3 separate regions of the Mus musculus genome follow, and regions 1 and 3 are each linked to region 2. A link is a loop called in an ENCODE intact Hi-C map of the cell type or tissue named here. Cell type or tissue: heart. All regions are shown on one strand.

Evidence for each region. A loop is a pair of places that touch in the nucleus more often than their neighbours do. Peaks named below come from ENCODE experiments on the same cell type or tissue, not always from the same donor. Only the 100,000 strongest peaks of a DNase experiment are listed, where the experiment ranks them.
Region 1: a loop joins it to region 2, with 7 times the contacts of the local background. A loop is called at or near these places in 38 of 42 quality-filtered maps.
Region 3: it touches region 2 in a loop (2.4-fold over the local background); 2 of 42 quality-filtered maps call a loop at or near these places.

What each region holds. Positions count from the first base shown.
Region 1 is chr15:55,546,656-55,554,655 of GRCm38, reverse strand. It overlaps Mrpl13 (mitochondrial ribosomal protein L13), which reads left to right. Exons shown (of 7, transcript NM_026759.3): 3 at 6,421-6,514. Among named protein-coding and RNA genes, the nearest start is that of Mrpl13, 6.7 kb to the left of the region's middle. In heart, CTCF peaks have their summits at 3,737 (motif pointing right) and 7,273 (motif pointing right); no DNase peak of the experiment used is centred here.
Region 2 is chr15:55,302,253-55,310,252 of GRCm38, reverse strand. It overlaps Col14a1 (collagen, type XIV, alpha 1), which reads right to left and starts at 2,502. Exons shown (of 48, transcript NM_181277.4): 1 at 2,269-2,502. In heart, a CTCF peak has its summit at 3,803 (motif pointing left); DNase peaks (open chromatin) are centred at 2,212, 2,632 and 3,692; H3K4me3 peaks cover 2,631 bases; H3K27ac peaks cover 504 bases; H3K27me3 peaks cover 3,457 bases.
Region 3 is chr15:55,376,807-55,384,806 of GRCm38, reverse strand. Col14a1 (collagen, type XIV, alpha 1) reads right to left here. Exons shown (of 48, transcript NM_181277.4): 10 at 5,156-5,307; 11 at 3,951-4,080; 12 at 2,236-2,381. Among named protein-coding and RNA genes, the nearest start is that of Gm52209, 27 kb to the left of the region's middle. In heart, no CTCF peak of the experiment used is centred here; DNase peaks (open chromatin) are centred at 2,906 and 4,666.

The DNA of each region.
Region 1 (8,000 bases), 240 kb before region 2:
CTGTTTTTGACCTGTATGCTGAACTCTGAACCTACTGTCTGCTCAGCATGTCCTCTTGGATATCCATTAGTCATCAGCCCAGTTAGAGACATTATACTCCTGGTTTTCCCTACCCAAACCAACTGGCCTTCTCAATTTTCCCCATCTTAATTCATAGTGTCTGTGTCCTTTCTGATGGTGTGGTTTGAAGTCTTCTCTACTTCTGTGTCCTGTGACTCTTCTTCTGTGTCCCTACACCCTGCCTAAACAGCATGCTGAATCTATAAACTAAAGAGCAGCGTTCCTGCGATCCGGCACCATCTCGCCACCCCTTCCTTCTGTACTTTTTTGGACTGCTGTTCTGTACACTATTTTGTTCATACATAGTTTCTGCACAGAAAACTTTAAGAAAAAAAAGGCTTAGTTATCGTTTTCCAAACAAAAGAATAAAACACAAAGTGGGCATGTCCCCTGCAGGACTCATTAATGGGGCTCCTGCACCTCCTAACATTATTCTCGCCTGCCCCTGAGCAATCCTCTGTGGCCTGCTGTTGTCTCCTTAATTGGCCTGAGAAGCACAGTTTTGCTTGGGTAGCTTTCACGCACCCTTCTCTGTCTGCATGTTCTTCCCCAGTCCTCGTTGGTTCTTTCCTTTGTGCCTTTTGTATTTCTGGCCAGTTATTTCTGTCCTGAAAAGGGCCTTTCTGGAGCCCTCTCTCCAGTTGCCCATTCATCCTTTACATTGCCATTTTTTTCTGAAACAGCATTTTAGGTATCACTTGGCATGAACCCACGTACTGTCTACTTTTCTTTGCTAAACTTTAAAAAAACAGGAATTCTAAGTACCTATGATAGTGTTCCACACACAGTTTAAATCTAAGAAATGTTTGCATTTATGAATACTAATTAAGTAGATGAAAAGAGGAAAGAAAAAAAAAAACCTTTCCAGCTAGTGCCTTGGCATTTGAGCTGCTAGAGTTTGAGTTTGAGATCTATGGAGCTATAGCAAGAAAAAACGTGTTTCGGATGATTGGATTTAGTTAAGAGCATGGCTTTATCGTTTTTCTCATTTGTTAATCCTGTTGCTCTTTCTTCTGTAATAAACTTTCAGTGGAGTATGAGCATAATCCATACTCTGAAGTCTGTGTGTAGAATATGAATGTAAGGATTCTGCCATGCTCGAGCACCCCCTGCAGTGTGTGGTCCAGGCCAATCACTCATTAGGAGTATCATGTACAGGACAGTTTTAAAGAGATGCTTCACAGATACAGGCACCTCTTGGTCTTCCTGGGAGATTGGTTCTATAGTCACTGTGACAACTGGATTACTAAATATTGCACAGCACGTCAAGAAGAAATGCATGTCACAACATTTCTATCCACTCAATATCTAACCTTGTTTTTGTGGGTTTCTGTAAGGATCTTAATACACGCGCATGCACGCACACACACACACACACACACACACACACACACACACACACACGCATGCATATTAATTCTTTAGCACTGAGCTCTTAACCCACAACATTATAACTCACTTGTGAAACTTACTTAATACACATTTATCTCTCCAAGCACATCACAACCTTCCTGTACTTGAGAATTACACAGCATTCTAGTACCAAAGTTGAGGGGCTCTTTAAAGACTGAAGGCACTTAAAAAAACAAAACAAAACAAGCACAGAGGCTACGACAGAAAATAACCTCCTTGGTGGCATTGCTTGCATTTGAGAGAGAACAAACAGCACATTGCTTTCTGTAGCCACCGCTGGCAATATGTGTATCTAACAGCTAAGGGAATTCACAAATATGAGCAATGAAATCAACTGAATTTTGAAAGAAAGAAGCAGCAGCATTTGTAATAAATGTAATAAACTTTTAAAAAAAAGTTGGCAGACCAAAAACATATACTTTCATAGAATTGCAAATTTATACAATTTTTTTATGACTTGAGGTATTTAACCTGCTTCAGAGGTAGGTAAAAATGCTGAGAGAAGAGTTTAGTGATATTCTCATTGCCCTTCAGCTCCCTCAAAGCAGAGCTGGGACTGGAATTTGGGGTCCTGCTTCCTTGCATAGGAAATTCTTATTGCTCCTGTGTGTGGTTGCTTCCTGTTCATGTATTTCCTCCTTAGGAAGGGAGGCAGTAAATAGTAGACAGCTTCACTGGTTGGTCCACGGAGAAACAGCAGTGTTAGGAAACTGGAGGTAAATGGAAACAAGCACCTAATTTCTGTCCCCAAGGTTAGCACTTAACAGCCTGCTCAGTAACTATTCTGTATGTGTCCTTTAGATGCTACCAGTACACATTCTGTTGGAGCACAAGAGCAGCTGCTGTGACTGCCTGGAGGTCATCCTTTCTTAAGAATAGAAAATAGCTTTCCTATGACGTTGGAAACTGACTTCTTCTTTTTGCTTGTTTGGGGGTTTTTTTGGTTGGTTGGTTGGTTGGTTGGGTTTTTTTGTTTTGTTTTGTTCAAGACAGAGTTTCTCTGTATAGCCCTGGCTGTCCTGGAACTCACTTTGTAGACCAGGATGGCCTCAAACTCAGAAATCTGCCTGCCTCTGCCTCCCAACTGCTGGGATTAAAGGTGTGCACCGCCAATGCCTGGAGGACATTTCCTTTATTTACTTTTTTTTTTTTTTTAAGATTTATTTATTGGTTATATGTAAGTACACTGTAGCTGTCTTCAGACACTCCAGAAGAGGGAGTCAGATCTTGTTACGGATGGTTGTGAGCCACCATGTGGTTGCTGGGATTTGAACTCCAGACCTTTGGAAGAGCAGTCGGGTGCTCTTACCCACTGAGCCATCTCACCAGCCCCCCCTTTATTTACTTTTATGTTTCAAATGTTATCCCCTTTCCCGGTGTCCCTCCCTCCCGGAAACACACTATCACATCCTCCCTCCCCCTGCTTCTAAGAGGGTGTTCTCTGCCCACCCACCCACCCACTCCCACCTCCCTGCTCTTGATTCCCCTACACTGGGGCATCTATCAAGCCTTTGTAGGACCAAGGACCTCTCCTCCCATTGATACATGACAAGGTCATCCTATGCTACATATGCAGCTGGAGCCATGTGTACTCCTTTGTTGATGGCTTAGTCCCTGGGAGTTAGTTCTGGGGGTCTGGTTGGTTGGTGTTGTTCTTCCTATGGGATTGCAAACCCCTTCAGCTCCTTCAGTCCCTTCTCTAACTCCTCTGTTAGAGACCCCGCGCTCAGGCCAATGACTGGCTGCTAACATCTGCCTCTGTGTTTGTAAGGCTTTGCAGCAGGGCTCTCGGGAGACAGTCATATCAGGCTCCTTTCAGCAAGCACTTCTTGACATCCACAATAGTGTCTGGGTTTGGTAACTGTATATGGGATGACTCCCCAGATGGGACAGGCTCTGGGTGTCCTTTTCTTTAGTCTTTGCTCTACACTTTATCTCCATATTTGCTCCTGTGAGTATTTTGTTCTAAGAAGGACCAAAGCACCCACACTTTGGTCTTCCTTCTTACTGAGCTTCATGTGGTCTGTGAATTGTATCCTGGTTATCTGGAGCTTTGGGGCTAGTATCCACTTATCAGTGAGTGTACACCATGTGTGTTGTTTTGTGATTGGGTTCCCTCACTCAGGATGATATTTTCTAGTTCTGTCCATTTGCCTAGGGATTTCATGAATACATTGGGAAACTGAACTTCTTCAAGATTAAATTCCTGCTTGCCTCACTGTGTTGAACATGTAGCTGTCCATCAGCAAAGCTTCTCATGACCACAAGATGTCGCTACAGTCAAATTTCTAAATCACCAGCATTCGATAAATGCATTGTCTCTTAAGAATTTATTTTCAACATTTAGTAGTTTAGCAAGCAGCTGTTATCTAGGTATTAGGAATTCATAATCACTGCATACAATTTTTAGACTTCTAATGATGACTATAAAGTTGGCCACTAGGTATCAGACAGTAACATAAGTAATAATAGTTGAACTGCTTGATTTGTCAGACAGACCTTACACATGATTTTGTTTTCTCTTTCTCTCTCAGAGCTGTGTGTGTGTGTGTGTGTGTGTGTGTATGTGTGTTACTAGGGACCTGGGTCGCAGACATGCTAGGCTAGCACTATACCTCTGAGATTTGACTTTTGTGGGACATTTAGGTCAAGGAGGAAAAGACAGGGACTCAGCAGCATATTATCACAGTCCTCACAGTAAGGGTTTATGGTAACACAGTGACCTATGGCTATACACAGGTTCATACTAGAAACCATGTTCACATGAGGTTTTTTTTTTATATTTCACCTTTCAAAATTGAAAGTAAAAATAAAAGCAAGTACTGTTTTTTATTGTTTTACCAATTTTGAATAGCAATTTAAAAATATTCCTCATTCCAGATCTTAAAAATCTATAAAACCAGTGCTGCACTGGTTGAAGGCCTTAGCCTCTTGGCCATAAGTCACCATACACCATAATCCTAAGACTCTTGGGTTTAGCTGAAAAAATAATATCTTGAGGTAGGGTTTGAGAGGAGAGGGATAAAAAAAGCTTTAAACTAGAAGGAAATATTTACAAACTGCACAGTTAACAAAAGACTTGGGCCTAAACTATATAAAGAACTTCTCAAACAGCACTAAAAAGCTACTGCCTAGTTATATGGTGAACGGGTACACAAAAGTCTAATACAAGCCACTATGGGAAATGCAAATTAAAACCACAGTACACTCATAAAAATGGTGATAATGAGTAAACAATGGAGAAACTATTACTCGTCTCATATTGGTGGAAACAAAATGGTACAAATAGGAATTCTGATTTATTTACATTCCATACATGGATAGGAACTGTACATTTTTATTCAAATGTTTAAACTTGGGCCAGTGAATAGCTCCATGAGTGACAAACCTTGCTGTATCCCTGGCGACCTTGGTTCAATCTCTAGGAGCCTGAGAAAGGTGGAAGGAGAGAACCACGTCTGGAAGGTTGGCCTCTGACCTCTGTGTGAGCTTCAATGCACATGTGTTCCTGCATTCACATACACAGAGTAACAACCTTTAAAATTTGTGACTGGAGATTATATCTATCTCATTAACAGAAATTTAGACAAAAGCAATCATACTAGTGAGGGCTCCAGCCTTCTATCCCAGTGGGTTCTTTTGTATTAGTCCATGGTTCACTTAGACATAAATATTTCATCACAGATCCATTTTATTTTGAAGTAATAGGAACAAGCTTTGACGATAACCAAAAAAAAAAAAAAAAAGAATCTACATCTTAGATGTAAAAGAACTTGCTTTCATCTTAATTGTGGTGTTTTGACTACTGCCTGTCCGAAGAGTCTTTTTGACTTCTGTAAACTTTTTAAGTGACTCTGATGATTTGTACATATTTACAGCCTTTTTAAAATTCCACTATAGTACAAAGTTAAAAGGCTTTCCAGTTTCTCCTTCTCTCCCTCCTTTTACACTAGTAATGAAAACTGACTCGCCTTCCCTACCACCCTTGATCGAAAATAGACACCTGTCTGAAAATTTGTGTTTAGGTTCATTCTTTGCGTGGAATCTTTTCATGCAATTTTTGGAGATTATAGTAGTATACTAATTTATAGTTTCTATTTTTTGTGACATTTAAAATATAGTTCTAGAATCTTTTGTTGGGGTTTTTTCCTTAGTAGTAGAATAGTGATTTAAGGTTTCAGATCAGCCAGTGACGTCATACACAGTGGTTCATGTTGAAACTTGCATGTTGCCATCTCAGTTTGCTTTTCATGGACGCAAACTTGAAGGTGTTTTTCCGGAGGACACTGTTGCAGTGCATGCACTTTGGTCCTCAGGTCACCTGTCCTGTCCATTATGGTTACAGTCATTGCTGAGAGTACCATTTAGGTGTAATTAGTTCAGTGTGGCTGGAAAACGCCTCGTGGCCATAGTTAAGCATAAAGCCATAGTGCTCCATTGTTCTCTAAAATTGAAAAGAATAGTAATCGATTGTAATGTCTCACATTTGTTTCTAATTCGCCTATTGGCAGAACATGCTTCGTGCTTTTATGTGCAGATTGTTTTCATGGTCTTTGCTATTTGTAAAGGAAAACTTGTATCATCCACTCAAAGGTAAATGTAATAGAAATGTTTAAATGTAAACATTTTAGCACAGAGATTTAATTATCAATGAGAGGAATAGAGGGAATAGGAATTATATGCCCTAAAGAATGCATTGTCATCTTTTAAATTTTTCTTTTACCGTTTTTCTAGTGTTGAGATTCTGCAGCCAGCCTGCCAGCTCTGTCTGCTTACATGGTGCTTAACATCCAGTGGGACAAATGTGGTCAAGGCTGTTGTGTTGGGATTTCATTTTTGAGTGTGTTGTTAGCACTTTGGTACCTAAATAATCAAGCCACTTTTTTGAGTGTGTAAGGCTTTGATGTTTTCATATACAGTCTCTGCCTTGTTTCTTTTTAAACCTAGGTGACTGTGGAGACCACGTTGTCATAATAAACACAAGACATATTGCATTTTCTGGAAACAAATGGGAACAAAAAGTGTACTCCTCACATACTGGGTAAGAGAACACCATGGCTAAGGAACGTGGTTCAGATGTGTAGCTTTAATGATGCTGTTGCCCTTGGTTTAAAGGGAAAGGAGAGTTTTTGAAAAGGGCATCTAAGGAAATACTGATTTTCCTGATGTTGCGTGTGTAGCTTAGTGAACAAACACAGACCACCACCAGTCAGTACACACTCGTCTTTCTCCTGTGATCCATCTTATTGCTCACAGTGCTGTCTGGACGCTGAAACCTCACATGGGAATGGTGGCTTTTCTCTAGCTCCCGTCTTGTCTGTCTCCGTCTCTCCACAGAGATGCACTTATCCAGGTGTTCTGCGGGTTCCCAGGGACAATGGGACTCTCTCCTCCATCTTCCCAGTTTAGGCTGTTGTTTATTGTAAAATAGATTTTGCCATGTCAGTATTGTGGCTCGTAATGTTTACTGCCAGCCAGAACTCCTAAGGTTTTTTCACGTGTTCCAGTTAAATCAAGTTTCTTCCTTTTTATATGTTTTAATTGTGTTGGTCCAGTGGTAACAGATTAGCTGGTGCAGTTTAGATTTTCTCTCCATCATTTGATTTTGAGGTCCTGGTGTTGCTCTCTGTGTCCACTTAACCGATTCAGGTGACGGTCAGAATCTTCTTAAGCCTGTCTCTGTGCTGTCATCCGTTTTATGTTGACCTTCCACTCTTTTCTTTTAAAAATTGTATGTGTATAAAAATTTTGCCTCCATGTATCTATGTGGCCCACTTGAGTATAGTGCACAAAGAGGCCAGGAGAGGGCGCTGGAACCCCTGAAACTGCAGTTATGCACAGTTGTCAGCTGCCAACCCTGATTGTCACTCCTGATTAAGATCATTCATTTCTGACCACACTTTCGCCTTTGATGTCATAGTGTTCTTTCCCTCTCTTACCCAAGTGCTTTAGATAACTTTATTTTTTAAAGCCATAATGTGTCCGTTTGCCCCCTGAAAATATGTCCCGGAAATTTTGATACAGTTTCACAGAAATAAACTCACGTGCATCTCTAGTAACTTCTGCTTCTGGCAAATCCCTGTAAACTGAGTTCTACAAAACAAGAAGTAACTGGGAAAGCATTGTAAAAAGTCCTGAGAACGTGTGTTGCCTTTAACCAAGATGCTGTGTCGGTCCCTGCAGCGTCCCACGTCTTGCTGCAGATGCAGGGCAGATGCATGACCGCAGGTGGCACAGTGCAGTGGTGGGCAGCCTGTGTGGGGAGGACGTCAGAGGTACCACCTCCTCCCTGGCTGGTGAGAAATCACAGTGCTTTTCATGCTGCAGCTGACAGTGATGCTTTTTAGTGTACACTGATTGCTCCCCTCCATGCCTGTGCATGAGTGTCTCCCCCGACAGAGTGCCATTCACCCTCTTTCTCAAGGGCTCCAGTTTATCCATTAGCCCTCGTCTCTTGTCAACTCCTGGAGTGCCTTCCCTCTGTTCCTGCTGCCCAGGAGATGATCGTCTTCTGTTTCTCTGTTTGC
Region 2 (8,000 bases):
GGAGGCAGAGGCAGGTGGATTTCTGAGTTCAAGGCCAGCCTGGTCTACAGAGTGAGTTCCAGGACAGCCAGGGCTACACAGAGAAACACTGCCTCGAAAAAAAAAAAAAAACAAAACCAAAAAAACAAAAAGCATGTGTATTTGGCGTGGATGTCCATGGAGACAAGAAGAGGCTGTCCAATTCCCTGGAGCTGGAATTACAGGTGTTTATGAGCTGCCAAATATCCTTGCTTGGAGCCAAACTAACCTAACCCTAACCCTCTCTAGAAGAGCGGTAGGTGTTCTTAACCACTAAGCCATCTCCAGAAACCTAAAATAATTCTTAATTTGGGATGTGTACTGCACATTTTAAATATACTAAAAGCTCTTGAGTTATGCACTTTAAATGTGTGAATTGTGTCCTGTGTGAAATGATTATCAAGTAGACTGTTTACAACACAAACAAGGAACCAGGCATGGTGGCCTATGCCTGTAATGCCAGCACTGAGGGAACGAAGGCAAGAGGGTCCTAGAGTTCCTAGCCAGCGGGGGCTACCTGATGAGTTCCAGGCCAGTCATGGCACAACCTGTCACAACAAAATAAATAACAAAACAAACAAACCAACCAAATCAAACCATCAAAGAACTGTATTAGAAAATCTGGCATTGGGTCCAGGTGCAACAAAACCCCCTCCGTGTTATTCTCTTAACATCAGATCTAAATTCCATCTGTCCGACCCTCCATTCACCCACCCACCCATTTCTAATGTAATAGTGAGGCTACCTATAGAGGTGGAGTCCCTCTTCAGCAACAGAACACCCAATCTCTTTAGTGCAGCCACCCTGAGCCTGCTTGCTACTCCATCCTATAAAGAAGTGCCTTTGGTCCTTTGGTAGAAGCTGAGGCCAGGACCTCCAGTAACTGAAGATTGAGAAATCTCATTTTCTCCTAACCGTGGTGTCACAGAGGTCTTCCTCCTATTTCTCTTCCTACTGCTAGTGCTCCACTTTAACACTTGCTACCAGCAAACAACTCTGCAAGGCTTCCAGCAGAGTCAAAGCCAGGCAGTGGCGCGCGCACACACCTGCAATCCTGCACTTGGGAGGTGGAGACGGGAGGAATGTGAGCCCAAGGTCTCCTCCCTCTGTTCTGAAGAAAACTTTTAGACCAGCCTGAGCTACATACCACCCTGCCTAAATAAATAGATCTTTCTTTCTTGGAACTCCAGTCAGATCTAGAAGTCATGTTCCAGCAGTTGGCGGGGTTGGGGAGTTGGAAGCGGGGGAGGGAAGTGGGAGAGGGATTCATACCACTCTGAGAACTGCACGTGAGCATCTTCAGAGGTGCTCTTCAGGGCAAGTTAACAGCTCTCCTAGACCTTGCCTAAGCAACCCTGAGCACAAGACTAGCTACCCACTGAGCACCCAAGAACTCAGCACCAAGTTTGCATAATGACTCCAAACCGTGGCGGGTAACTAAGGTTACTTACTCGAAAGAATCACGGGGCTCCTCTAACCTAACCTAACCTAGCCCTGCTCCAGACTGTGCATACTGCATGCTAAAGCCCAACTTCTGCAGATGCTCCGGATGCCCACAAGCGGAACGCAAGAGGAGTTCGCAAAAATAAAAGGAAAAAAAAGTGAAGAAGGTTCCTGCAGCAGCTTAGCTTGGTGGTTCCCCTCAAAGCAGCAACACTGGGAGCTTGGTATCATTCTACTGTCTATGAACTCTCACTGGCTACCCCCCTTTCCGTGCAGAGCCTGGTCCACAGCTGCCCCGACGTGCAGCAACAGTCCAGTGAATGCTTGGATGCGTGTTCTCCAAGGACTGGTCTCCCGATCCACTGCCAAATAGAATCTAAACAGCGTTGTGCTCTGTGCGTACACGGTGCTTCCAAAAGACTCCCTAAGCCTTTACCAATTGAACTTGCTGGAGCCACCACTACAGAGCTGCCAAATGCAGCCAATTCCAGCCCGGCGCCCACCGCACACAGACACCATGGGAGGGAGGGATCCTCAGAGAGAAACGGAGGGCTCCTTTGCTGTCCACACACCCGTCGGTCACTAGGCGCGTTGCAATCTCTCTGCCCTGTGGTCCCCAGACAAGCATCTATCTGGGTGCACGGTCTCCTAGCTCACCCCTAAGGTCTCCGGCCACCCCGCGGGCACACTTGCAGTGGTTGGTCCTGGCAATCGCATCCGTCTGCAGGTGGCTCTCACTGGGGCTCTTTCTTCACCTATGAATTATGCAAAGCCGAGCGGGAAAACAGTAGGGAAAGACGAACTGACCTGTGCAGGGCAACGTTCCAGCCCAGGTTGGGGACCTCTTGGCGCCTAGGGAAGATTAGCCGCCGACTGGTTCTTAGCGAACCACTGCCCTGGCTCGCCTTCCCTCAGAGTACCCTTTCTCAATTAACTTCTCTTTCCTGTCGTTCACTCTGTCCTCTCCTTGTCCCTCTCCCGTCGCCTCCTGCCCTACAGAGCTTCCTTCCCCTCGCCTCTCACCCAGGATCAGATAAGAGGAAAGAAACCGCTGCGCGAGCCAATTATAAAGCCAAAGGTGGTGGCGGGGGGCGGGAAGTGGGGAGACAGACCCCCACTTTCCCTCCTCCTCTCTAGCATCCCCGCCCCGCTCGAGTTGCAGAGGAGCCCGCCCCACTCCTCCCAAGTTCAGCCCAAGGACTGGCAGCCGACCCAGGTGCGCGTGGCAGCCGGGTATAGAACGCAATTGAGGAGCCCCTGGGTCCTCCCCACCCCCACAACTAAAGCAGTGCCCTGTGCTCCCCCCCCCCCCATCAGAACCCCCGAGTCACTGGGAAATCTCCAGCACTCGTCCAGGCTCCATCCCCAAAGATGAGTTTTGCCTTCCCACAGTGGGTCCCCTCTCCCTTGCTCTTCAAGTCCTAGGGACCAGCACAGTCGCCAAGGGTAGACATTTATTCAACGGGAATCGACTGGAAGAATGCTAAATTGGAGGGTTTTCTTGGTCGTAGAAACAAAATATGGACAGTTTTATGCTGTTGGACCAGCAGATCTCCTTTCCCCATGCTCAGAGATTACAGTCAGTAGGTTTGAGCGAATCCGAAGGACCCATCGTCTATAAAACTCTGGGGACTCTGGTCTGTGCGGGCCACGCCCTTTGAGAAGTCCTGTTCTGGAATGGCTAGAGATGCTCAGAGCTCTTGGTGGCTGGGGACTGGATCTGAGTTCTTGTCCTCTGGGCGCTTTTTAAAAGGTCATCTTCCCATTTTGTGTCAGGTTAGCAAATGCCCAGGCGTCCAGTGTCACACCAGAAGTTGTCATCGGCTCAAATGGAGAGCGGGAGTTGCATACACGCCGACCATTTGTGAGAAAAGACCAAAATGACTGTGATTTTGATCAGTTCCAAGAGCAGGCGGTAGAGAATCAGTGAGAGGTACTCTCATACGTTCCCGAACCTGCCTCCAAAATGCCCTTCTGAGAGCACAGGAAGGGATGCGCTACACCATTCAAGGTGATTCCCGAGACCTCGAACCTTCCAAGCTTAGGCTTTCTTCAAATTTGCGTACTTCACTCCAAATGTTCTCCAAGTGGCCTCTCTGCGTAGTTTCTGAACTTCGCCTTAAAGTGAAAAGGATCGCTATAGCCTCCTCCCTGAGACCCCGAGTCGGGATCAGTCTTGGCTTCAACTCCGCCACAGAGAAAGAAGGCTGCTTTGCAGCTTGAAGATCCTTCTGTGCTTCATTAATGTGCGCTATTCGCCCGGGTCCCTCGGTAGTCGAACGCAAAGACTAAAAACCCGCACGCGGGACTGCCAGGGTGAGAGCGCCACCTGCCGCCTGCGTCGGCTTGGCGAACTGAAACAGACTTTTCTGGCAAGTAGGAGCCTGAATTCAAGGAGTATTTGTTCCTTGGATATATGTCCTTTCCAATGTTTTACTCCTCAAATGTCTATTATTATCCCCTTTTAATAATGTACCAAGGTGCTGGTGACCACTGTAAACACCGTTCTAAATCCCTTGGGGGAGGTAGTTAGGAGTTAGATATGATATGGGAGAGGTAGTGCATTATTTAATTATGAAAATCCAAAAATGGAAGACTCTCTGATGATCATAAAATAAGAAATACATGTATAAACAAGTATGCAGAAAGTTTTATTAGACTTTTAGACGGGGTTGACAGGAGGACTCCTGGCCAGCCATTCTAGCCTTATTATTGAGTTCCAGGTTCAGTGAGAGACTTGATCTCAAAAACTCAAATGGAGAATTAACTCGGCATTAACCTCTGGCTTACACAGGAATGCGCACTCACGCACACACACTTTTACAGTTTGTATTATAAAAGTCATATTTTTTATTGTAACTAGCCTTTCCTTCATTGTCTTTAACTTTTGAATTGTGTTTGTTCCTTTGGGGGTTTCGTTGGTTTTGACTTTTTGAGACAGAATATCACTCAGCAGCCCATGCTGGCAACAAACTCTCTACAATTGTTCAGCATCCAAGAGCTGGAATTACAGAATAGTACCCGTAGGCTTGGCTTTAACGTTTGAATTATTGCCTATTCCTTTCCATTGACATCAACTTCAAGTTAATGCTGAAACAGAAGGGCTGTTTTCAATCCGTGTTTCAGTCCGTTGTGGTTGGGAATGACCTTCCAGCTCTTTCAAATGTGTCTACTCAGTGTTCCTTCAGTGGCTATCTTTTTGGTGTGGTTTGGTTTTCAAGACAGGGTTTCTCTGTGTAGCCCTGGCTGTCCTGGAACTCATTCTGTAGACCAGGCCGACCTTGAACTCAGAGATCCTCCTGCTTCTGCCTCCTTACTGCTAGGAGTAAAGGCATAAGCCACCACTGCCCAATAAAAGTTTAAATCAAGACCATGTTTCTATATGCTTGCTTTCTTTTTGTTTGTTTGTTTGGCTGGCTGGCTGGTTTTCTGAGATGGGGTTTCTCTGTCGCTGTGTAGTCCTTCAATGCACATCTTTAAGATCAGCAGTCAGGCCGAGCATGGTGACGCACACCTTTAATCCCACCCAGCACTTGGGAGGCAGAGGCAGGCAGATTTCTGACCAGCCTGGTCTACAAAGTGAGTTCCAGGACAGCCATGGCTATACAGAGAAACCTGTCTCAAAAAAAAAAAAAAAAAAAAAAAAAAAAAAAGATCAGCAGTCAGAGTCTAATGAAGTATTGAGAGCTGAATCTTGGAAACATTGCAAGAAGCATCCACTTAAAGTCTTCTCTTTTGGTCTAGAAAACACTGTATAGTTTTAGGACTTTTTCAAAGCTAACTAACATTCCAGCTTCCCAACACAGCTGGGAACTTTGGGAATATATCTATATATCTGTTCCTATCGTGGGTATAATCCTATTTCTTTCTTAGATCTACACACACACACACACACACGGGGTGGGGGGAGCCAAAGGGCTCCCCTGAAGCCTTGCACCTTGCATGAAAACTTTGTTTTTAAACCTGAATTTAAAAGCCTTGTTCTTTACTTTGGCAAATCTCTTTTGCTTCTGAGCTGACTATTCCTATACTTAAAAAAATTCATCTTATTCCATTTATTACATATCTTAAAATATATATTTTTTGAGATAGTGTCATGTGAGTTAAATAACATGTGCTTATGGATCTAACCTATAATAAATAGAAGTTATATTCACACACTGGGGTTGTCATTTCCTTTTTTTAAAAAAAGATATATTTATTTTTATTCTTCTATGCATTGGTGTTTTACCTACAAGTATGTCTGTGCCTGTGAAGGCCAGAAAAGATTGCTAGATCCCCTGGAACAGGAGTTATAGACCACTGCAGTTAGACCATACTCTGTCATTCAGGGTTTTCTATCTTCTCTTAGTCAAAGGTTGATATAAGTTCCAAATAAGACTAACTAGTAGTCACTGCCTCAAATGTGAGTATTGTACGTTGGGATATAAAAGTGAAAATGATGATATTTTAAATTAATTTTTGGTTAGTATACAAAGAAATGTGACATTTTCATGAATATTCTTCATTCATCATTCATTGTACTATGTTTTTACACACACACACAGAGAGAGAGAGAGAGAGAGAGAGAGAGCCATCCCCTGTCCAATCCCACCCCTATGATGGTTCCCTTCCTCTCGTCAATTAGCTCCTACTTCTGTGTCACAAACCACCCCATCTTCCACTACTCCCTCCTGTTTCCCAGTCTCTTCTGACTTCATCTTCCCTCTCACCCTACTTGTTAATTTTCATGCCCTACACGCGCATACACATGCATGTGAATCTACATTCTTTTTTTTTTTTAAGATTTATTTATTTATTTATTATATGTAAGTACACTGTAGCTGTCTTCAGACGCACCAGAAGAGGGCATCAGATCTCATTATGGGTGGTTGTGAGCCACCATGTGGTTGCTGGGATTTGAACTTCGGACCTTCGGAAGAGCAGTCGGGTGCTCTTACCCACTGAGCCATCTCACCAGCCCGAACAATTATGGGTCAGAGTTTTGTTTGTTTGTTTGTTTTTGTTTTTTGTTTTGTTTTGTTTTGTTTGAGGCAGTGTAGCCCTGGCTGTCCTGGACCAGGCTGGTCTCGAACTCAGAAATCCGCCTGCCTCTGCCTCACAAGTGCTGGGATTAAAGGCGTGCGCCACCACGCCCAGCTTACATTCTTTATATTCAAGAAAACATATTCCGTTTCTTCTGAATTGGGCTTGTTTTGCTTAACCTTGTGAACTCCAGATCTATCTGTTTTCCTGGGAATTATTTCGTTTCCCTTTACAGCTAAACAAAATCCCATTATGTACACACAGCGCATTTTGCTCGATTTCATCTCATTGCACACTAACTCTAAGGCCTGAAGGAACAATACGCTTGTTTGTACCTGACGCACCTCCAACATCCAGTTGGAATGGCCTCTCCACCTGACTGACTTTTGACCCAGAACTGAAGCTGAACTTTGGGCCTCCGTTCTGATGAAATTGCCCCTGCTGTGTCGTGGTTGTTCAATGTCTTGAATAGCAAACAGCCTTGCCCACGTCTCCCAAAACATTTACCCCTCTCTTTCTGGAGATCCTGTCTCTGCCATGAGCAGTCCTCCATATGCCAGATGTGATTTCTTTTCCTGCAAATGGGGGAACTTCAAACAAGGCTGCTTTTAGCTGAGAATTCTTGAAGGGCTCTAAAGTTTTAAGAAAGCTTGCCCAGATTCACCCAGGCTCAACGAAAACCCAATTCTAGACTCTGTTTTAACTCCTGGGTCTGCACTTTTATTATTGTGATAATAATATAGACAACCTCTTCCAAATAACATGAGTGATGCCTTCCATGTATTTTTTTTACAGGTTTTGCTTTACAAAAATACATTTGAGTTTATCATCCTATATTTAGTACATTAACTCTGCAAGATTCGAATCACTCTGGAGGTTCAACTGATGCTGACTCATGCTGTCCTGTGGCACTACAGCTCCTTTCTGACAATCGCCATTCATACTCCTGAGCAAGTGATTAAGACATTCCTCATCTTTTCAACTCCGTGGCTGGGATCAAAGTCATGATGTTAATGACGCCAAGCTTTTCATGTGTGACAGCATGCTGTCAGGGCGTGCATGTTACATAAAGGGTTCTATTCATAGCATAATTGTGCTAGAGCAGGCCTGCAATTATCCATGTGCCAACCCCCCTTTCACTTTACAGTGAATTAGCTACCCCATCCAAATCCCCACAAAAGAGCCAGTGGCAGATATTGCTAGATCAATGTCATATAACTAAAAGTCAAGACTCTCGGCAATCATAATATCATCAAGAAGAGCCCTTATTTAGAGTCTTTAATTTTAGCTATGCTATAAGAACTCATTTGGCTTATTTTTGTTTGTTTAATCATTATTTTACTAAAATAATACAGGACTGGAGAGATTGCTCAGTTGCTAGAGTACTTAGCTAGAATGCACGAAGACCTAGCACCAGATAACTTGAGCAAAATGGCGCACATGTGTAATCCTAGCCCTTGGAAGATAAAGACAAGACCATGAGTTCCAAGTTATTCTTGGCTATGCAGAAGGTT
Region 3 (8,000 bases), 75 kb before region 2:
TACAGCCCATTGAGAGGCTATCCTGGACTATAAGAGACTGTGTGTGTATGTGTGTATGTATGTTTATAGAGAGACAGAGATAGACAGAGCCAGAGATAGACAGACAGCGAGAGAGGAATAAAACACTTTTGAGAGACACTACCCTCTCATCATACATCTTTAAAACAGTACACATGGGGCTGGAGAGATGGCTCAGCCGCTGAGAGCACTGACTGTTCTTCCAGAGGTCCTGAGCTCAATTCCCAGCAACCACATGGTAGCTCACAACCATCTATAATGAAATCTGGTGTGCTCTTCTGGTGTGTAGGCATACATGCATACAGAACATTGTATACATAATAAATAAATCTTTAAAAAAACAATACACATATCCAACATGCCAAAATATTGTACATGGCAGCTGTATTATCAGGAATGATGGCATGCCTGAACAGGTGGGCACTGTCATATTCTCACATGCTCACTTTGCTTGGTGCTATCATCCTTTAAAGAGGGCGTGTTAATCTGTCGGTTGTCAGCTAGTATCGTTTCATTTCTATTTTCTCTTGAGTCTTAGCATTTTTCCAGCTCCAAATATAACTCTTTCTTCTGCTAAAGTAAAATTCAGACCAACTTTAAATGTGAGTGGAACGAAACAGCCTAAACCATGAAAACAAGAGAACACACATCATTGAAACTTGTCCTTGAGACGCAAAGTCACCGTACTTCAGATTCTACAAAACTGGCTTATCTGAGGCAGGCCTTTGACAGTCAGAGAACTGCACTGCCAACTGCCTCTCTCGTCCACATTCAGAAGCGAGGTATCTATCTACTCGAGTGGCATGGGCAGCATGTTCTCTTTTTTAATGTACCTGGAACAAGTGCTGTAGTGTAGTCATAAAAGGGAAAAGGTTCAATGAAAGACACTGTCTCAAAACAGTAACGTGAAGAATGAATGAGGAAGCCACCCAAAGTGTATCTCTGCCCCTCCACACACAGACACACATACACATGCACACACAAGTACACATACACACACATACAAGTACACATACACACACACACAAGTACACATACGTACACATAAATTCTTATCCAAGAGGCATGTTTATCTGTCTCTCAAATTATTAAGACAAAACTTTAATTCAGTGCATACCACATAGCTACTTGTATAAACTAGATGTGGTAACATATATAAACTTTCTCTAGAGCCATCTGAGAATATCTAGTACTTAAAACAACAAAAACCACTTTTCAAAATCAACTCTAAGGAACTGGGGCAATAATGCAAAAACACAAGGCAGGGAGGTCAATATTAAACACTATGTACTGAATAAGCTATCTGTATGTCCAACAACATGAAATTAATTATATATAACTTGTACAAACTAATAACAAAACACTATGCTTAAATCTACTGTGTAAAATATTCCTTAATGGAATGGGAAAATACTCACATTAGATGAAATTAAAATGACAGACTAGAAAAATGTCTTCACTTGGCAGATTACAATGCACTGAAAGAAACCTGGAGAGATGGCTCAGTGGTTAAGAGTGCACCCTGTTCTTTCAGAAAACCTGGTTGGTACCCAGCACCCACATGGAGGGCCACAACCACTTCTAACTCCAGCTCCAGGGGATCTGACACCCTCCTCTGACCTCCTCAGGCATCTGCACACACACACACACACACACACACACACACACACACACACACGCATGCACGCACGCACGCACGCACGCACCACGCACGCATGCACACACACACACATGTACACACAAACATTGACCTAATTAAAATTATAAAATGACCTTTTAAAAATATACCGAAGGCATGGGAGGGTGGAGCTCAGGGGGAAAGTGCCTGCCTAGTACGTGTAAAGTTATTGATTTGATTCTTAGAACCATAAAAGGAATAAGGAAACGAGAGGGAGGAAAAGGAATGAAAGGGAAATCAAAGAAAACAGAATACGAGAAAAAGAAAGACTGTAAATGAAATGTCATCAGAAAGGCCAAGAGTGTATCTCAGCAGCACAACTTGCCTTGTGTGTGGGGGATCCTGAGTGTAGTCCTTAGCCTTGCAAAATAACACGTGACTGGACTTTTGTAAATAGCCTTGTATAGGTAGCATGATTGCCACCAACGTCTTTATTTTGACAACTTGAATTTTCTGAATTTTACCCAATCAATTTTGACAATATGAATTTTATCTGGAAGGCAAAGGCCCGAGGGCCACAGTTGGTAGCCGGGAGTTACCTCTTTCTCATCTCCAGCCAGACCTTCTGTGAGAGGAGCATAGAGGATCAGATAGCCTGTGGCTCCAGGTACTGCATCCCACCTGACGCGCATGCTGTTCTCAGTCACGTCGTACAGCTCGAGGTCGGAAGCCATGGGCAAGGCCACTGCAAGAAAAGGCTCTTTGTAATACTCACTTACCACTGAACTTCAGAAAAAAAAAAAAATCAAGTAATAAGAAGCAAGATGTCAGCCCTTCCAGGTCATGCTACTAATCCCAGCATTTAGAAGAAGGCGGGAGAATTGTTTTGAATTCAAAATCAGCCTAAGGAACTGAGTGACATCCCTTCTCAAAAAAATAAAAGTAAAAATAAAAAACAATGCTGGCCATATTTCATATTTCAAGGGTTTGGAGAAAGGAATTAGGATAAACTTCTAGGTCAAGACTTGAAGTGTAAACACTGTTAGAAAAGATGATTTTGTTCTTTCAAAAGCATAGCTGTAGACCCCTCACAGATGACCGCACCTGCTTCTCTAACCACATTCTCAAGTCCAGCACTCTGCTTACACTTGGAACTCTGCACGCATTTCTTCTGGAGTCCCGACAACACTCCATGGCACTCACACATGCAAATGTCCAAATGTCCCTCTTTTGCAGACTCAGCTTGTACTGAAGACTGAGACATCCGTGAAAGGGGAAATGGTCATTAGACTCCTTCTGCAAAGAGGAACTGTCTGGGGGACTGGAAGGGAGGCAGCTGGGGATGACAGGATGGGAATGTGAGCAGAGGAAGTGGATGATTTAGGGCAAATGGGATGCATATGTAGGGAAACACCACGGTGGAAACCATTACTTCATATGGTAACTTAAACCTCATTTTAAAAAAGAGAAAACACATGTCTCCACAACAGAAGCATCGACACAAGCCTGACAGATCACTGTCAGTCAAAAGCCAAGCACGGCACAGAGGAAAAGCACCATGGTCCTGGAATGTAGTTTTTAGTGTTGTTTACATAGTTATTGCTCTGTGAAATGTATGCTATTTAGGCCAGTTTGGCATAGCTCCCAAGACGTAGTAAGAACACAGTTTTTCAAATGACTAAATAATTGTTGTTTTACGATTGTCTTGTCTTGTGATTCTCTGAGTATGTACCTGATGTGTGTATGTATGTGTGTATGCATGTAGTATGAGCATGTGTACTTGTCATCATGCCTAGTGAAGGGACTGTCAGGATTCAGACGTTCTTCTAACTTAAAAGGAGATTAATGTTGAGGGGAAATGCACTGTGATTCTCTCACTATTCCCCTGAGGGAAAAGAAGCCCCTGAACTTCTTCTCCATTCTGACTAACAAATTTGGCACAGCTCTTGGTTCACAGTAGATATTTACTAATACATACATACATGTGTGTGTGTGTGTGTGTGTGTGTGTGTGTGTGTGTGTGTGTGTGTGTGTGTATAGGTATATACATATACATATTTGTTGAATGAATGAATGAGTCTGCCTCCTTCACCACCACAGTTACCCTCTCTAAAACATGCAAGACATTTGTAAAAATCCATTCCATACACACAGCTGGAAAGCTGCAGCTGCGGCAGCAGCCTCTCCCACATACATGACAGGCACTTCCTGCGACCCAGTCGGGGTGTCTATCCACCCTGATGAGCCCAGTTTAGGAATAAGCCACCTAAGCGAGGCTGTTCATGTTGGAAGTAGAGGAGGATTGAATACGCACATGTGGTCTCTGCTCCCCGCAGGCCTTCACTAGCTGTGTGGGCAGATACTGCAAACACTGCTATCTGGTACTCAGTTGAAGACATCAAGTTTTTCAACACTGTGGAAGATACACTCCCATCCACCACCACCTGTGGAAAGAACCATTTGAAAGAAGATAAAATATCTCACATGCAGAATGGAGACAAACAAGGAAATATATCTCCAGCAAGACCATCTCGCTAAATATTTTATTATTTGTGCAAGGTCTTCATTTCCACTCTAGGGATCAATTCTCCTTGTCTCGGTGCACAAATGGATGCACTTCTATGGAATCCATCCGAAGTTGTTTTTTAATTCGTATATAGTGCTAATTGTGTCATTTCTGGGATATTATTATCCTGGTCACACTCACATGACTACAGCAGATATAATTTTCCCCAATGGCACTTTGGGAAACATTTAAAAGGTTTGCTAGTCATGAGAAAAATAGAGCCACTGGAAAGATTATGGCTTATTTTTCTCTTTGGACCAGATGATTTGAAAGTCCATGATCAATTTCTGTAATGCTTGAAACTAAAACGAAGCTCACAGATTCTGCCTGGGTAGAGAAGGACATTGTGAAACACTGTGAGGTCAATCAGAGGTTAGAACAACAAAAGGAAGTGGAGATTTCATCATGTCTTCACTCCATGAATCACTGCATCCAGGCAGGGAAGGAGAAGGGCCCCGCCACTGGCAATAGGTGCTCTCTTCTAGACACAGCTAGCCACGATGGAAAACACTGGCCACAGCTGCTTCAAGAAGGTGTTCCATGGCCCTGATCTCTACAAATGTCCAGGAAATTCCAAATGCCAGAGGACTGGCCCACCCTATTAACCCCATAATTTGGAACATGCAGTCTTCACTATGGCAGAAACCCCTCGCCACTCCCAAGATAAACCAAGATGCATGGAAACCTTTCAGCTTAGAACTTGTTAATTAGGGGAAGAAAAGTAAACTAGTTTCTAAGTGCATACTTGATCCATTCTTAGGATGACTGGATGGCAGGATGAGAAACGGTGTGGATACAATGTGAAGAGACAGAGCAACAATACAGACATGTAGAAATCTATTTCAAACCACTTAAACTGTTTAAGCAGAAGGATGCCCTACACAAACATGCCTGCTTCATCCCCACTAGAAAGACTTTAAGGATTGGGAAGTCTAGAAAGATTGTCATATTACCTCCTCCGGCTTTCCGCCTCTGGTGGGATAATACACAACTCTGTATTTTTCCACTTTTCCTGGGGACTGAGTCCAGTTAACCATAAAGCTCCTGGCAGTGACTTCAGAAGTGATCAGCTCTGTAGGTGGCCCGATGGTGGCAAGGGCTGAGGCTAAATGAAAGAAATACACTAAATAAATCTCATTTCCCAAGTTATTTCAATGAACGTAAGAAAAGCCACTAAGCAGCAGTGACTCTCGAAGCTATGGTGCCCCCTAAGAGTCTGCTCTGTGGAAAAGTTGGTTCCATTATTAATTCTTGTGCTCATTCCTTCATTCAAAACATTTACTGTCCATTAGAAACCATTCATTGAAGTAGATTCTTAGTAACCAAACTGAAATAAAACATAGTCCTTAATTCTCAGAAACTCTGACAAGGACTGTTAATAAACAATGAAAACAGGCACTTAAGTGAGTGGGCACACATCCAAAGATGCTCTTCTGGGTGTCTTAGAGGTGCCATTTAATTCTTGGCAGTTACTAATGTTGCCCATGTTTGTAGATGAGAACGGTAAGGCAAAATAAAGGCAACGTACAGCCCACATCTAAGGGGGAGCAGCTCTCAGAGCTGAGAATGCATCAAGCTTCATACAAATACTTCTCTGCATCAGAGGACGTGGCACCTACACTGAAGATGTCCTGCCAACAGACAATCAGTATCTAAACGTAAAAGCACTCAAAGAAACCGACACATACTGAGTAGCCAACCACTCTGTGCCAGACATATGTGTGCCATGTGCATGTTAAATGGTTCTGTAATGATTCGGGGCACATAAAAAGCTCAGTGGAGAGGGAACACAACATGAAAAAGAGAATAAAGAGATTTATTGTTAGGATTTCTCAAATTTTTAGGGAACCTAAACAAACGTTAATAACCACAGTGATGAGAAAACTATTGCACACTGTAGGTATCATATGCTTTCTTAGCAAGTACATGTAGAGGAGTTTGGGGGTATCTGTCTGCCTGTTTGTCTGCCTGACTGTCTGTCTGTCTATTGACAGGGCTATATGGGAAAAGTTCAGATCTGAAGTAGCCTCACTCTGAGGTCAGACAAATTTGTTCTCAGTTCTACAGCTTGGGTGTCCAACCCAGCCCCAAGAGATCTGGCCTGAGGATAGCAGAATGACAGAAGAGAAAAGGAAAATGAGCCAAACATAACAATGAAACTCTCCTAGATACAACAGAGGCAAGAACTCAAACCAAACTACTAAAATAAGACCTTGTACAGTCCCTCTTCCCGGATCCTATGAATAACCTGTAACCTACAGACCAATCATATACTGAAGGGCAAGGGTTGAACAGTGATGAATTTTTATCATCATTATGCAAAAAAGCATGTATACTTTCTCCCACCCTCTCTAAGTACAACTGAAAAGTCAGGATATTGTATACAAGGAAAGCATAAGAAGGTGCTGAAGTCAGAGGGAAAAAGGTAGAGGCAAGAGGCTCTGCAGGACCCAAGAGACACCACAAAAGCCATTGTCCTTTCTCTTTAGTGTCCAAATGTCCCTAGCTGGAAAGCAATGGTATCTGGAAACATAGAAACATCAGAGTATTCATACAAAATCTATCTCAACAAAGACTGCTGTCTCTAGGCAAAGACCAGGAAAAGGCTAGCATACAAAGACAGAAAATTTTCAGCAGTAACTCCTGACACACACTACGGAAAACAACTGTACTCCACCTCTCTGATACTGTAACCCATGGCAACCAACATTAAACAAGCCTCCCAAATTCCACCCTGTTTTGGCTTTCATACTGTGTCACATCTCTCCACATCCCTCCATCCAAGCCAAGGTGGGATGGAGATTCAGAAAACGCCTCCTCCCCCGTCTCTATCTGTGACAGCAGTGTTGCTCATGGAGAGGGCCTATCTAACTTCCAACCCAGCCTGTTCCTTCATGTTCTCCTTCACTTAGGGACACACAGTAGTCTATCAGGTCTTTCCCAGCTTTCCTACAATATGGAGGCCACTCCCACAGAACTGTTAGCAGAAGCCACCTAGGGACAGAAATGAGGGACTCCTGCTTCTCTAAAAAGGTAATTATGAACGGCAGGCCAATGAGTAGCCCTTTTTCCCCAAGAAACAAAAGTAGGTGAAATAAGTAGCCCATACTTTAATCCTAACTAGCAAAAAGGAAGTATTACTCTCCACTCTTAGCAGGATGGTATCAGACATGCAGCCCTCATGGAACACTTTAGTGCAAGATGGACAATGAAAAACATAGTTGGAGTCAATGACAACATAAAACTCTCAGGAAACAAAAGGAAAAAAAACAGTACTAAAATTAACAAATGGGCTCAACAGCAGCATGTGGACAGAGGGAAGAATTAGCAAGCTTGTTTGCTAGCACAGAAATGGCCAACCTGAGAAAGAGAACAATCAGACTCAATGCTCCGCAGAACTGGGTGTGCTGGTCCACCACTGCACACTCAATACCTGCACACCAGGCCTGCACGACTCAATGCTCCGCAGAACTGGGTGTGCTGGTCCACCCTTGCACACTCAGCACCTGAAGGCAGATACAGGCAGACCTAGGAAATCAAGGTCCTTGGATCCTGGTTATAGGATTAAGTCAAGACCAAACTGGACTTGTAGCAGAGACGTTACTACAGAACCTATCTCAGAAATGTTTTCTTTAAAGAGCAAATAGGGATAGTCACAGAAACTCAAGTACATTGGGAACATAACAAAATACCTTTAATTCATAACATTAAAATCTTAAAGGGGAATGAAAACGAACTCAGTACTGAAATAATACCTGAGGAAACAAAATTTACTGTGCGTCTGATAGATCCACAAGA